Regions from separate parts of the Mus musculus genome. Here region 1 is linked to region 2. Evidence: chromatin loops called from intact Hi-C (ENCODE). Cell type or tissue: gastrocnemius. All regions are shown on one strand.

Region 1 (8,000 bases), 440 kb after region 2:
TGAAACCAACAAAAATCTACTGAATTCAAATTATTCATGTTGCAGGTGGATCTCTGAGGCCTGGATGTGAGTGTGCCTGACCACTGCTAATTCATGTACTGTGACATCCTTCTCCATGGCCTTCTCCATGGCCGTCTCTTCTACACATTGCATATGAACGTTTCCAGAGGCTGGACATTCAACAACTTTAGTGATACCCTGCCCTTTTCTCTTGCCTAGATTTGTGGTCCTGGTTCTATAAGAAAGCAGGCTAAGCAAGCTATGGGAAGCAAACCAGTAAGCAGCACCCTCCATGGCTTCTGCATCAGCTCCTGCCTCCAGAGTTTCTACTCTGCTTCAGTTCCTGTCCTGACTCCCTCTGAAGATGGGCTTTGATCCGGAAGTGTCCGGTAAATAGACCCTTTCCTCCCCGACTTGCTTTTTGGCTACAGTATTTCATCAAAGCAAAAAAACAAAAAAACAAAAACAAAAAAAAAAAAAACTTGACTAAGATGCAAACAGAGCAAACTAGAGCTTCCTGGTGGCAGGGAGTGTCAGTGTTTGCATTTCAGTGACATTAATCCAGCAACTTACTTGACAGAGAATTACTCATTTCAAGTGCTCCCAGGAGGAATGCTTTCTTTCCACTTGCTCCTCCTGTGAGAGCAGGAAGGAGGAGCGGGTGGCGGTGTTAAACTCAAAGTCATGACTGGGATGGCAGAAAGAACATTTTTGGATAGATGCCAGGATGGAGAATTTCTGGTCTGGAGAGCCATTTTTATTTGAGAGAATATGACGTAAGTATGAGAAATTGGAAAAGAAAGACTTGTTTAATGTCAACGTGTGATTTCCAGATTCAGTGAAAAGTGCTTTAAAAAGAGCAAGCACCCTCGTCTCCACAATATCGAAAAGCTGCGGGTGAGGCCTCCTCAACTCCAACTCACCCACATGGTGTGGTCCATCACAGGAACAGCAAGGCAGCCTGGTCTGGGTGTTAGCTCACACTTCATTTCCCATGCACCGGTTGCATGGCCTAGCATAACAATGCCCAAGTCCACTTCTTTTCATTGGTAATAACTTGTAAACACTCCCGGGTCCATTCCTGTTATCCTTATTAGAAACCTGAAGGGAGCTGACTGGTCAGAGGCCAAGGTACCCTCATAGTTCACATGGCCAGAGACAGTGTCCGTCCTCTAGAAGAGGACACTGTATGTATGGACACTTACTGGTGGACCTAGTTAGCTGAATTCCATGGGGTGATGGTGAGGATTGAGTGCAGTTGGTAGATTGGTCGTCTAGTGTGCACCAAGCCCTGGCTCTGATGCCCAGCGCTGCATGAATAGGACATGCTGGTGCACACCTATAGTGCCATCACTTGGGACGTAGAGGCAGGTGGCTCAGAGATTGAAGGTCATCTTTGGCTACAGAGCGAGTTCAAAGCCAGCCTGGAACATAGGAGATCCTGCCTCCAAAAACAATTTTTAAGTTATAAAAAGGTAAATTGGTAAATAATTAAACTATGACATGTAAGTCTCTACCTGCTCCTGGAAATAAAAAACAAAAACAAAACCACCCACGCCTCCTACTCAAGTCTAATGAGGCCAGGAAGATCCTGTGTAACAGAAACTGAATTCGGTCCACATAGCCCAAGGGTTACATCAGAAAGCACATCTTAAATTTTAATCCATCAACATCAATTCAGTAAATGCTTTCTACATATGGACTGGTAAAAAGCTCTCCCTTCAGCGTGCTAAAGGGGTAGGTGTGTAGAGTGAGACAAAGCATCTTGAGGGTCCCCAAGAGAAAGGAACGCCAGGCACTGTCTCTAGAAAAGTCATGGTTAGAAGTCATCAGAGACAGACTGCATCCAGGGTAAGTCTTTTAGCTAACTGGGGCTTAACAGTATCAGCGTCATTTAGACGGTGTGGTAACTGAGTTATAAATACCTATGGTCTCACTTGAGAGTCATTGCAAATTGAAAGGAAAGATAGCAGCCCCGAATACTTGACAAAGATTCCATAGTCAGAGGCCACTAACTTCATGCCTAACAAGCCAGTCATAAAATTACGCCTTGATGTTTATTTCTTCATCATACAAATGACAACTTGTGACTCTTGTTACCATCGGAATCAACGTAATTCAGTTTGCAGTGTTTGTCTCCTTCAGTCGTCTGTTTTGACCTCTGTTCACCTCTGGCAAGCACGTGGATTTAATGAAAAAGAGACTCTGTTGGTCCCTTTGGTATTTCTTAATTTCCTACAAATGACTAATTTAGGTTCAGTGATGCCAGTTGTGTGTGTGTGTGTTCGCGCGCGCACGTGTGTAAGGTACATCATCATTAGACATCCTAGAAGCTCAGGTTTCCTGGGTCAGATGATTAGGAAAGAGATCTGTCGCCCCTTCAGCTTTGGGTTTCCCCCACTTGCTACAGAATCCTACAGGTAGGAAGGAGAGTTTAAAATCTCCCTCTGCTGGCCTCTATGTGAAATCCAGCAGCTCGAATCCTGTTCACTTCCGTGTTGGATCGCATCTGGTTCGTGTTAAGTCCTTTCCGTTGCCGTGACAAATCCCCGAGGCGAACCAACTTAGAAGAGGGACAGCTTATTTTGCCTCATGGTTTCCGAGGCTTCTGTCATGGCTGGCTCAGTCATTTGCAAAGGCCATAGTGAGTCCGACCAGCACGTTGGGAGTGTGTGGTAGGACATAGCTGCTCACCAGGAAGTAAACAAGGTGGGAACAAACTATCTCTTCTAAGGGTATGGCCTCAGTAGCCTGCAGCCTCCCACTGTGGTGTACCTCCTGAGTTTGAAACATCTCTTCATAATCTCGTTAAGCTCCGACTCCATCAGTAAATTAATCTATGCATGAGATCGGAGCCCTCGACTCTGTCACCTTGGTGTTCACCTCTGGACACTGCTGCAGTGGGGGGATACAAGACACATGAGCATTGGGGGTATTTTTAGGTCTCAGAGCATCACGTCGTTTCAATGGATGTTTTCTGCTGGCGGCTCTTTAAGGTGACAGACATAAGTAACAGAAGGGACACCTTCTGGGGGCTCCATTCCCACACACTCTCAGCGGTAGGTCATTACCCACCCCTATCTAGCACCACCCCACCTCCAAACCTCCACAGGAGGAGACCTGACCATAGGCAGGGCCATCCACACCTGAGACTCCTCAGGTCACAACATGCCATGCCAGAGCAGGGCCCCTGCTTTTGTTTATTTTGCTTTTGTGGATGACAAAAGGGAGAGAAGTATTAGCAACAGAGAATTCCCACAGAGACTCCTGTTCTCTGTTCTTTCGGGGCTTCCCCTGGGCTCTGGGGCTAGCCTGCGACTCTAGTGGAGGTAGCCTCTACACTGCTGGCTGCTTGGTTTTTTGTTTGTTTGTTTTGTTTTGTTTTAACTTAGCTAGCCTGTTCATATAAATACTGTACATTGTACATACCCTCCTTATTGTCCTTTGTCCCTCCCAGGAGACCCTCTGTTGACCTGGAGAGTTTCACATCCTCATTGTACTGTGACTAGCACTGCAGGGAATACTGTGTACTCCGTGGTACTGTCTTCCTGTTTCTTTAGAAGAGGCTTTGCTCTCTGGGCCCTGTTTCTGCCTCTTGCGAGCGGTCCAATGTTCCCTCCCGCACGAGGATGCTTAGCATTCAGGAGGCAAAGTCAGTCTTGTACGGTTAGGGGCACACATTCCGTCCCTGTGGTGGACCTTGTCTGTTGACCTTCACACACCTGTATCAGGCTTGGAAATTGCTGGTCAGCCTTTAGTTTCTTTTTCGGCACTTTTCTTCATTCCAAATCCACAGATGGGGAGTCTGGCTCAATGAACCCACCTGGGTGGATCCTGAGAACAGATAAGGACACTCACTGGACATAAAGTAAATACAACCGGACAGTGGCGAGGACTCTAGCGCCACCTGCTGCTCACACACGTACTCGCAGGGGACTGGAGAAGCCCGGAACACCATGGACATGCAGAAAATGACCCTTTAAAGAGAAGAGATCAGTATGGCTAGGAGGGAGTTTGTCCTCTTACTAAATACATGTAAATATGCATATGTACCTATGTAGGTTTTATAAATAATATATAGTTTGTAAATATAGGTGTTTATGCAAAGAAATATATTTGTTTAACTTGTTTTATGCAGAGAGGGTTTGCATCTCCATTCCGCCCCATAAACTCTAAACTCTTAAAGCATGGCCTGGCAGTGGTGGTGCACACCTTTAATCCCAGCACTTAGGAGGCAGAGGCAGGTGGATTTCTGAGTTTGAGGCCAGCCTTATCTACATAGTGGGTTCCAGGACAGCCAGGGCTACACAGAGAAGCCCTGTCTCGAAAAGCCAAAACCAAAACCAAAATAATCTCTTAAAGTATGGCTCCTCTGCTTGTCAGGAGAGCAACACCACTCATCTACAGCAGCTGTTTTAATGGCTGAGAAAGAGGCATTCATACAATGTTTACCTCAGCGCCTGAGCGCATTAGCTCGTTTCCCATTGCTGAGAAAGTACCCAGGATGGTCACTTCAGCAGTAGCTAGCTGGCCAAGGGTTCTTCTCTTCCATGTGAACAAAAATTAGGTAAAAAAGCAGATCTTTTAAACTTTGTCTGCCGACCTTCCCAGCCCCCAGCATCTGACCCCAGTGAGCAGCAGCAGGCAGGCAGGAATAGCATCGAGTGGTGCCCTGGAACACGGCAGCCCCTGTGCAGGTCCTGAGTTCCAGAACCCTTGGCCCTTGACGGGGGCCATCGTTACAGCTCTGGCACTGAGACCCTTGCTGGAAATCTTCTGCAGACCTGGACCTGTTCATCATCTACTGATACTTCAGACCCCTGTCCTAGATACAACTGTTACATCGGCTTGCAAACTGCTAACAGCCAGCTGGGCAGCTGAGGGAGGGAACTATCCAAAGGAGGATCAGCCCCACAGCAAGTCCTCCCAGGGAAGAGACCAGAAGACTGGGGAGCCTATTAAAAGTCTGGCCCAGAGTCTTCAGGTGGCCTTCCACCTGGGGGGGGAGGGCGGGGAGGATGGGGTGGGCGCGGTCCTTGCAATTCCTTTGATGGGAGTTGCCTGTTCCAATAAAGTCGGTCCTTTTTTGTTCTTTGTTCTCTCTCTGGCTGGTGCCTCTCTCTTCCCTGTCAATCTGTCCCTCTTGCTATCCACCAGGGACCTTCATGATCTCTGCTGCTTTTACTCTGGGGCTGTATTTGTGTCCCTCACCTCGTTTCTGTCACCCTTTTCCACTACAGAAAATGACCCTTTAAAAAGTCATGGTGATGAATATGGCTAGGAGGGAATTTATCTTCTTACTGAATACGTGAAAATATGTATATGAACATATGTAAGTTTTAGCAGTAATTATAGTTTGCTATAATATATGTGTTTATACAAATATATGTGTGTGTTTAAGTATATTTTAGTATAGAGAAGGTCTGCTTCTCCATCCTGCCCCATAAACTCTAAACTCTTAAAGCATGGCTCCTTTCGCTGTCTGAGTGGGCCTTCCAGGAAGTTCAATTATTTTTCCATCCAGCTAATGGATTGAGCTCAGAAGGACCCTTAGCTGGCCACCCCTTGCCTAAACCCCTCTAGCAATTGGCCACTCCTAGTCTCAGCATCCCTGCCTCTATTTGGATAGCAAATGGGAGTTCTGCACTTGAGGGACATACAGGAGCTTGGACAATAGACACCACTGGGATCACTCAGGTGGACAGGTGCATCCTCCTCCTGGGAGTGAGATCTGCCGGGTGGATGGGATTGCTAGGTAGGATCCAGGAGCAGGGCTAAGGATGACGTCTCCATGGGTTACAGTGTCTACAAGCACCATGTTAGATCCCCAGTACCCACATAGAAGCTTGATGAGATGGCGTATATCTATAACCCCAGAACTTTGGGGTCAGGGCATAGAGCAGACACTGGGCTCCTCTGCTAGTTACTGGGTCAGCCTTTACTATGGGAGGTAGTAGGGGTAGGGGCTAGCTAGACCTGGCATGAAGTGCCAGGACATGCAGTATGGGAGAGCATCTTCTTTTGAGTGGGTCTGAGCAGGACGAACAGAAGCCACATGTGTGGCTAATCACAGATCTTTGTTTTAAGCTAATCAGCCAAAACGGCTGAGGTTTTGGGCCAATCACAGCCTTGCCTGTGGTCATGGTAGTCCATTAACTAGAGTGTATGCTTCCCATTGGGTTACTTCGGTTCATGATTGCAGAGAGCCTGGCATAAACTGATCCAACATCCCTGCCTCAGGGGAAAAAAAAGTGTAGCAAGGCAGTGGTGGTGTAGTACTTGGGAGGCAGAGGCATTCAGATCTCTGTGGGTTCGAGGCCAAACTGGTCTAAAGAGTACGTTCCAGGATGGCCAAGAATTTCAGGACAGCCAAGGCTACACAAAGAGAAAAACTGTCTTGGGGAGTGGCAGGGGGAAGAGATGTCAAGCAATAGAAGAAGATATCACCAAGTCAGCTTCTGGCTTCATTATTATCTTCAAATTCAAAATATCCCTATTGAAAAGCATCCCTGCTGGAGAGATGGCTCAGTGGTTAAGAGCACCAACTGCTCTTCTAGAGGTCCTGAGTTCAATTCCCAGCCACCACATGGTGGCTCACAACCATCTGTAATGGAATCCAATGCCCTCTTCTGGGGTGTCTGAAGCTACAGTGTACTCATATACATAAAAATAAACCTTTTTTTTTAAGAAAAAAAGCACCTCCAAAGCCCTCATTATGGTTATGGTATCCATCCGATTTAACATATCCCCAAATTGTATTGGATGCGTTTAGAATTTATTTATTATGAGGAATGTAAACCGGAAGCTGTAGAATTCCCCAGCTGCCCCTTGGTAACCTCTTCCCTTCCTCCCCATGCAGGGAAGGCAACTCTTCGCTGGGTGGGGCCGGTGGAGGGTGCATTCCTTTGCTGTGTGAACGTGTCCTTGTGACTCACTGGTTGTGTCACTTTTGTCTAAGTTGTGTCACATGCCATGGGGCCCCTGTCAATGTTGACAGCAGTGATATTAATTCGTGTCAGTATTCCGAAACTCAGCTCATTCATTTTAATGGCTGCAGTACAGACACTGAAACGAGAAGAATGAACTAGAGATTATCCACCTGCTAGCCGGCGAGGTTCTTGGCGTCTTGCCAGTTATCCATCCATCATTCTTGAGCTCCACTTAGGTGTCAGACCAAGCTCTGATTCCTCGTCAAGTAGAAGCCCCCCCACTGCAGTGAAGGGTGGGACATAATGGCAGGCCAAGCAGACGAGCAGGCCGAGAGGATTTAACCAGAGCAGGGACACTTGGCTTCTGGTTGCAGTGCCTCCCCTTGGAATTCGGCTAAGAGTTTCCCAACCTTAGTTGTTAAGCCCTGTCAGTATCGACCAGGGTCTACTGGCTGTTAGCTGCAAGTCCAACCATGCACGTGTCTCTAGCACTGCTATTAGGCTCTGTTGTCCCTGTTCTCACATTTACATCACAGGCTGATGGTTTCCCCGATGATGAAGAGTTTACTGTCACAGTTACTGTGATGGATTGACTGAAAATGTCCCTGCATTTACATTCTGTCCCCACTTGGTGGCGCTGCTTGAGAAAGTCATTGTGGTGGTTAGAATGAGAATGCCCCCCCCCTCCCCCACTCATATATTTGAATGCTTGGTCCCTAGTTGGTGAAACTGTTTTGGGAGGATTTGGAGGAGGTGTGTCACTGGGGAGGGGGGGAGGTTGGAGGTCTCAAAAGCCCACACTAGGCCCAGACTTGCTCTCTGTCTCTCTCTCTCTCTCTGCCTCCTGGATCAGGATATAAAGTTCTCAGTTCCTTCTCCAGCACTATTCCTGCCTGCCTGCCTGCCTGCCTGCCTGCCTGCCTGCCTGCCTGCCTTGATGATGATGAACTAATCTGCTGAAACTATGATCAAGCCCCCCCAGTTAAATGCTTTCTTTTATAAGTTGCTTTTGTCTTTTCACAGCAATATAAACTAAGCGAAAGAAACTACAAATAGTAACTAAGATAGTTA
Region 2 (8,000 bases):
GTCACATGTGGCCATCGACCAGGGCTCTCATCTGGTGAAAACTGTGTCTTACTGTCAAGATTAATTCTCTCCCCTGGGCCACTGAGGAGGGCAGATGGCAAGAGGATCCTCCCTAGAGGATTTAGACTATGAATGCCCACTAAATTTGCAAGGTCAGAAACTAGCCAAGGTCCTTCTCAGGCATCTATCCTTAACTTGGTCTCTCCACAAGCTGCCTCTGATGCTCCGAGCCCCTTCTGCCTGGCAGCTGGGCTCCCTGTGTGCTTTTACCTATGACCCTTGGTCAGCAGAGTACAAGGAGCACCTAAGCTGCCTCGCCACCTCCCACTGACTGCAAACACCACATACCTCATGCGGAACCGAATGTCTCTCCAGTAAACACCCCAGCCAGCCATTCATAAAAACCTGTCTCTGTGTGCGCTGGGACATGTCCTCCCTGTACCCCGGGCCTGCTTTGTGTGCCAGACAGTGACTCCACAGGGATGCCAGGTCTGTGATTGCATTGCTCCTTGCAGAGGGAAGCCCTCGGTTGTCCTTCTCTGGGAATGCTGCCACCCAGAGCAGCACACAGTGATTCCCTGTTATTTCAGAAATTATTTTAAATAAAGATCTACTATTAGTCTTGTGATGACCTTTACGGATGCAGACAGGAGATGATGGGATATACACCCTTGACTAGAGCTGGCCAGCATCTTCGTAAGTGCAACCTGCTTGTGAAATACTGAGCCCTCAGTCATACCACTCGCTACATTTGGGTGGGAACGCAGACTCCAGAGCTCACCTATTCTGCCGCTTCAGAAGCCTGCAAGGAGAGCCCGGTCCTGTGAGGGGAAACAACTGTGTCTGAGATTCGTAGGCTGAGAACTGACAGCCGAACTCAAACCCAGTAGAAAGTGGTACAAGGAGACCCCAAGGTGGCCAGAGAGGGCGGGGTGAGCTTTGCCACTGTCAATGAAGACAACACGAAAGCATCAGAGCAGAGAAGGTGAGGATGTAAAGGTCCCGAGCCCTGGGCTCCTCTCATTCTATAGGGAGTTATGAGCAGGCACACATACATACACTACATATAATTGCATGTGTGCATAGACAAGCATCTTATGTATGTATACACAGGAACACATACACATGCATGCACAAACGTGCATTAAAAACATGCCTGCAAATGCACACTGCACACACAGACATGAACCTGTGTACACAAATCCACAATCACATGTACATGTTGACACATCCCCACTCGCAATGCCACTTTGCCCACAGGCTAATCTGATCTTGGAAATCCCTCCATGGAGAGTCCCTTCCCAAGTGACTCTAGGCTGTGTCAAGTTCATAGTTTAATCTAAGCATGGTACAGAGAGTGTATGGTAAAGAGAACCTGAGTTTAGCCCCCAGTGCCTATGTAGAGAGGCAGTGCATTGGCACATGCCCGCAGCGCCAGCTCTGGGGAGGGAGAAGCAGATCGCTACAGCTCACTGGCCATCCAGCCTCACCCAGCACGGTTGTCACATTCCAGGTCTTATGATCCTGTCTTAGAAAAATAAAGGAGAAAGCAGCTGAAGAGAACACTCAGTGTCAACCTTCTGCATGCACACATACAAACATGCACCCCTGAACACATGCACCCCTGAACACATGCATGCACACACATGCATACATACACATGCACTGGCACACATACAAACATGCACCCCTGAACACATGCACACATGAACACATGCATGCACACACATGCATGCACACACATGCATACATACACATGCACTGGCACACATACAAACATGTACCCCTGAACACATGCACACATGAACACATGCATGCACACACATGCATACATACACATGCATTGGCACACATACAAACATGTAGCCCCGAACACATGCACACACACAAACATGCACACATACAAACATGCACACATGAACACATGCATGCACACATGTGCACACAAACATGCACATGTGAACACATGCACATGCATGCACACACTCATGCACACACACACATACACATGAGCACACACATGCACGCACGCATGGCAAAGAACGCAATGCCTCTGAACAACCTCAATTTAAGAGCATTGCCTGCACACGCATCAACACTTGTCTATCCATACATGTGGACTTGTGTAAGAGCCACAGACTTTTAAAGCTGGCAGGCTCCCACACTGTACCAATTGGTTTCCCGGTGCTGTGACAAATACCTGAGTAAAGCAACTTAAAAGGAGGAAAGGCCTGTCTTGGCAGCAGTCTCTGAGGCCTTGTTCCTGGAGTGAGGGTTCAAGCCCAGGCTCTTGGGCAGCCTACCAAGCCACATCCAGCCAATGCAGGATACAGAGGTGCAAAGCAGAGACTGGAGGTTTAGCCAATGTAACCACATCAGAGATAGGGACAAAGATGGTTGCTGACCCTCCTAAGCCCATCTTCTGGGGTCCTGGCACGAAGCTTAGGTTTAAAGAGAGGACCAGCAACATGTCCCCATGGAGGCATGCTCCCATCTGGCAACACGTTTCAGCTCCAGTCTCCCATGAGCAGCACCCTGACACAACCTCTCCCCAGGAGACCAGCTCCCCTCCTGGCTGGCACCGGGCTTCAGCCTTATCCTTCTCCACCAGCTCCTTGGTTTGCAGCTTTGCTGCTCTGATGGTCAAAGGGAGATGCGTGGGGCTCTCGCTACAGCAACGTTATTCCTGCCAGGATGGTAAAGCTGTGGGTACCTGACGCTGCTGATTTGTGTCTGTGGTGGCATAGCTTCTCACCAGAGGAGCACACCGTGGAGGAAGCTCCTCTCTTACTGTGGTCAGGAAGCAGAGAGAGAGGGAGAGCGGTTCCCAACATCTACAACAGCATTCCTGACGAACGGCTTCCCTTTCACAAGGCCCCAGATCTTTGAGTTTATTATTTTATTTGTTTGTGTGTATGTGCATGTTCACACACATGTGCACCCGCGCATGTGTGTGTGTGCTTGTGTATGTGTGTGCTATGTGTGCAAGGGTTCCTTCTGAGGACAGAAGAGAATGTTGGCACCCCAGAGCTCGTAATAGGTTGTTGTGAGCCACTCAACATGGATGCTGGGAACTGAACTCTGGTCATCTAGAAGAGCAGTATGCGCTCATAACCACTGAGCTGTCCTTCCAGCCACAAAGGACCTATAATTACCGTCCAACAAGGGCCTCAGGCATCTCTCTCTCCCTCCCTCCCTCCCTCCCTCCCTCCCTTACTCCCTCTCTTCCCTCCCCTCCTTTCCCTCCCTCCCTCCCTCCGCCCCCCACCCCCCTCTCCTTGCCCATCAGACACACACCCACACACCCCAGGGCAACAGAACCAATAATTCCTCCAAAGAAAAGAAACTTGGTATCATTTGTCTACAGCAGAGGGCGCTAGAGGACTGATTTTTGACAATGTATCACAGAAAGCTGTCTTTACAGCCACTTAATAGTTTACAGCTTTGCAAAATGAAGCCACAGGAAGAAAAGCACTTCCAAAGCTGCCACTACCAAACCCAGGAAATGGTCGCCGGGATGCTCCAGCTACCGAGCTCGAAGCCCACCTTGCTGCTAAGCTTGTGTTCCAGGCTTGTCCCTGCCGGCCACCATCAGAGCTGGAAACCCACCGAGTTCTTTGCTTGCTTGCTTTCTTTCTTTTTCCTTTTTCTATTTTTATAAGCTAAGCATTTTTTATTTTTATTTTATTTTATTTTATTTATTTATTTATTTATTTATTTATTTATTTATTTATTTATTTTGCACTGAAGCCATTAGTCACAGGCCTCAGGGCTCAGTCTCTGAGGTCTGTGGGTGACTCAGTGCACCGAGGTTGTCATCGAGCCATGGAACAAAGAGTTCAAAATGCAGACTACTCATAAACAACTCTCCCTCACTCATGGAAAATAAAGAGGCAGTGTCTGGGACAGTTTCTTCCCCACAGCTCCTATCAGATGACAGCATCAATTTCTATAAATCACCAGGGCTGACGAAACCATTGAATTACAGGCCATAAAGACTACTGCCTGGGAACAGGTTCTCAAGTTCCCGTGTCCCTCTGTCCCTTACACAAGAAAGGCCTCTACCCTAGAGGGTGGGGAGCAGGTGAGGAAATAGAAAGCCCACCACTCAGGAAAGCTCACTGCCAGACAGAAAGTATCTTTCCCAGGCAGGGTGAGCCGGTGCCGTCACTGCACCAAACCACGTGAGGTTTGGTTCTGGAATGAACATGGAGGTTTGCAGAGCGTTTTAGACAGGCCAGTTCCTCCCAGCTGTAAAAGTTCCAGACAGGTCGTATTCTGCACACTGCCTCCTACAGTGGTCACCCCTCCTTCTTGTTTTATTTAATAGTCAACTGCGAAGAGGAGAGAGTACTTGCTTATAAAGCCACTCCTAGAGACCTCTGCTGTGTGCCTCACAGGCCTGTGAGCGCATCAGGGGAACCCCACAGAGTAGAGACCAGAAGCTAAGCAAGCCTCCGTCAGGAAGGAGGGCAGGTCTTGGAGGGTGGAGAGATAGAGTCCTGGGAACATGGTGTAAACACCTTGGTTGATACGTTTTCCTGTGAGTAAAAAAAAAAAAAATTAGACAAATGTTCATTCCAGAATGAATGAATTTTCCCTTGAAGTTAATAAGATACTATACTTTAGTGTTTTCTCAGGAGACCCATCTTTCTCGGTGTTTCCTAGCTTTTTATTCTCAATTACCCCATTTACATCAATTCTCTCCCTGATGTAACATTTCATCTGGCAAGGAAATCTCCTCAAGATTCAGGTAGTGAACAACTCAAAAGTTTCAGGAAGTTCCTGAAACTGAATAAATGCACTAGGCCAAGCTCCCTCCCCGAGCTTATCTAAGCAGTAAGGAGTGCTGAGAGACCAGACGACCCAAGCTGCCTAGAAGAGACATGCTTCTTCCAACCTGTTGAGCTGCCTGGCAGTTGTGCAGTGAGCTCCGAGGCCCTAGCTTCCATGAGCCATCACCCATGCTAGGGTGGGCTTTTTTGGTGTTGCCATTGCGTTTGAGTCATCCCTGCCCCCACAGTTAAACCCGCACCCATACTCCTGCTAGTGATGCCAGTAAACTTGTTGGTTGACCGAGTTTAATTTTGGTGGTAAGGTTACTTTGTCGTGTTATATGGAGTCCCTATCTGTGGCTTGTTCATGTCTCCCCAGGAAATAGTGTCACACAACAGCACCAAGCAGTAGCCAGGCTCCTACACAAGGTCTGCGCAGGCAGGGCTGCATTTGGCCCGATGCACCTGCACAGCTAATGCACCCCACGTGAGATGTAGAGACACAGTCTAGAGTGGGGTGCTGGGCCTTTGTTCCTTTGTAGTGTGATTTGTGTGTCTATGTTTTTGTGTGCTTGTTTTTGTATGTATATGGCTATGGAAGGGGTTCTATGTGGTGTGTGTGTGTGTGTGTGTGTGTGTGTGTGTGTGTGTGTGTGTGTGTGTGTGTGTGTGTGTGTGTGTGTGTAAGAGAGAGAGGTGAAAAGAGATCTATATGTGCTACCCATGTAGTATGTGTTTTTGAATATGGATATGCCTATGTATAGTGTGTGTCTCTCTATGTGTATATGTATGTATGGTGATGTGTTCCAACATGCATCTGTATATGTCTATGTGCATGTGCTGTGAATGTGATATATGTGTGTGCATCCATGTGCTAAGTGTGTGTATGTGTAACATACATGTCTCATTCTTTGGGGGTGTATTCCTACACATGTGGAGCCATGTATCTGTTGCATAGGCGTTTTTACCTTTTTTAACCTCAGCTCCTTGGGTGCCTGAGGCTCTTGACCTGACATTAACCGTGCCCACCCCAGTTCGCTCTGCAGATTCTAAGCGGTGAACGACACCTGAGGTATTTTCAGCTTGAAACCATCGCACACCAGCATCCCCGGAGTCTCTGCCTTCAGTGTTGAACTTCGTGTGGGAGAAGATGTCATCCCTGGACACGTGCCTCTCTCACCAGAGAAGCCAAGGGTCTCCCAAGGCTGTTCTCGGGGGTCAGGGAAGATGCAGAACTTGATATTCACGTGGCTTGGGGAAGCTTCTTAGAAAAAAAGAATGTTGAGGGCTGCGTTGCCAGAAACCATGAGAACTGGCTGTGGTTCGAGTTACAGAACCAACAGCATTGGCATAGCTACAGCTAGTCCCATGGCTGAGAGCCACGGGCAGTTCCGTATATGGCTGCTGAGCATGGGACAGCCACCAGCTGGGACTGTTGCTGGATTGTCTTCTACATAACTCCATTCACAAGAGAAACCCCGAGTCCTGGGATGCGTCTAATTGCGTATGTCTAAGAAGATAAATTCACCCTGAGTTTAAGAACTGAGCCTTCCTCTAGAGCATCCATGAGCCCCAAAGCAGTGAGCAAGTCCTCCTTGAAGCCTCCTGCATGAGATGAGCTCCCCAGGATGCCTCCTCTGTAAGAGGCCTTTCCCTAATCCCTTTTCCATGACAAGAACTTCCTCTGAGCCATGTAAGGCCTGGAAGTAACACTGTCTCCACCTTCTCAAACCAAGATTCTTTCCCTCGTGCTTTTAGGACTGTACACCATGTGACTGACATGTGTGTACACCATGTGACTGACATGTGTGCATCCTAGGTCACCTTCATGTCTCAAAAGCAAGTGGACAGTAAAGTCCAGGGTGAGCCGTGCTGCCCTTGGTAGCTTGCAAAGACTTAGTCTCCACAAGGGAGGAAAGTCCGCCATTCACACGTCTGCCAGAGTTCAGACTTCTTTCTCCCCCTCCCAAACCTTAAAAGTGCCCCTGGCTGCTTTTGATGCTAGCCACGAGGAACTCAAGGGACAAAGAGACAGCTGTCTTGACAGATTGCAGGCAAAAATGTGTTAATTTGGGAAAGTTCTTTTTTTAAAAAAAAAAAGTGACTGCCTTGGTACATCCTTTCTCGGGATCTTGGAAGGAGCCCATGCAGACACCAGAAACAGAGAGTCGCGGTGGCAGTTTGGCCAGGGGACAGCGTGCCAGAGAACAACGGGGTGTGAGGATAGAACACAGTGTGGAGACAGAAAGGGAGACATGATAAAGAAGGGGAGTGGCAGGGGAGGAGAGGAGGAAAGGAAACAAAGCGGGGATAAAAGTAGAAAGGGGGGAGTGAAGGAAGATGGGAAGGAATATCTCAAGAGGGGGAAGGAGGAAGGAAAGGGGAGAGGGAGACTAGTGTGGAAGGAGAGACTGAGGGAGAAGGGAGAGGCTGAGGGAGGAGGGAGAGACTGAGGAAGGAGGGAGAGGCTGAGGGAGGAGAGAGAGGCTGAGGGAGGAGGGAGAGACTGAGGGAAGAGGGAGAGGCTGAGGGAGGAGGGAGAGGCTGAGGGAGGAGGGAGAGGCTGAGGGAGGAGGGAGAGACTGGGGGAAGGGGGAGAGACTGAGGAAGGAGGGAGAGGCTGAGGGAGGAGGGAGAGACTGAGGGAGGAGGGAGAGACTGAGGGAGGAGGGAGAGACTGAGGGAGGAGAGAGAGGAAGGGAGAAGGGAGAAGAGAAAGAGAGGAAGGAGATGGGAGGAGAGGTACAGATGAAAGGAAGGAAGAGAGAAGAGGAGTTAGGAAAAAGAGGGAGAGAAGAAGTGGAGTGGGGTGCTGTATTGGGCATAAATGATGTGAACAACAGGCCAGTGAGGGAATGCCCCAAAAAGTCAAGTCTAAGCTTGGGAAAGCATTCCCAGAGCTGGAGTCTCTGAATTGGACAACCTCAGATGTGGCCAAATTGTCCTAAATAAATATGTTTCACTATGGTCTTTGGTGAGGGCTCCTGTATGGAGGGCACCTTGCCCCTCCCCTGTGGGCAGCCTGCTGTGTTTCCTAACTGTCTTCTGTAGAAAGGAGATTCTCTAAAGAGAGAGCCCTTCACCCCAGACTTCTGAGACAACATCCACAAGGAAACGGAATTCCCCCAGGCGTCTCATGCTGGAGGAGGGAAGAGGTGCTAGCGTCTAGTACTGGCCAGGCAGGGTGAGGCTGAGGGCTTTTCTCTCCTGGGAAGAGATTCGCAC

The links. A loop is a pair of places that touch in the nucleus more often than their neighbours do. Peaks named below come from ENCODE experiments on the same cell type or tissue, not always from the same donor. Only the 100,000 strongest peaks of a DNase experiment are listed, where the experiment ranks them.
Region 1: it touches region 2 in a loop (10-fold over the local background); 29 of 42 quality-filtered maps call a loop at or near these places.

What each region holds. Positions count from the first base shown.
Region 1 is chr13:53,092,938-53,100,937 of GRCm38, forward strand. No RefSeq gene overlaps it. Among named protein-coding and RNA genes, the nearest start is that of Gm52058, 73 kb to the right of the region's middle. In gastrocnemius, CTCF peaks have their summits at 2,455 (motif pointing left) and 7,540 (motif pointing right); DNase peaks (open chromatin) are centred at 3,900 and 7,151; H3K27ac peaks cover 855 bases.
Region 2 is chr13:52,648,165-52,656,164 of GRCm38, forward strand. Syk (spleen tyrosine kinase) reads left to right here. Exons shown (of 14, transcript NM_011518.2): 14 at 1-628. Among named protein-coding and RNA genes, the nearest start is that of Syk, 55 kb to the left of the region's middle. In gastrocnemius, a CTCF peak has its summit at 3,379 (motif pointing right); DNase peaks (open chromatin) are centred at 419, 3,425, 6,064 and 6,969.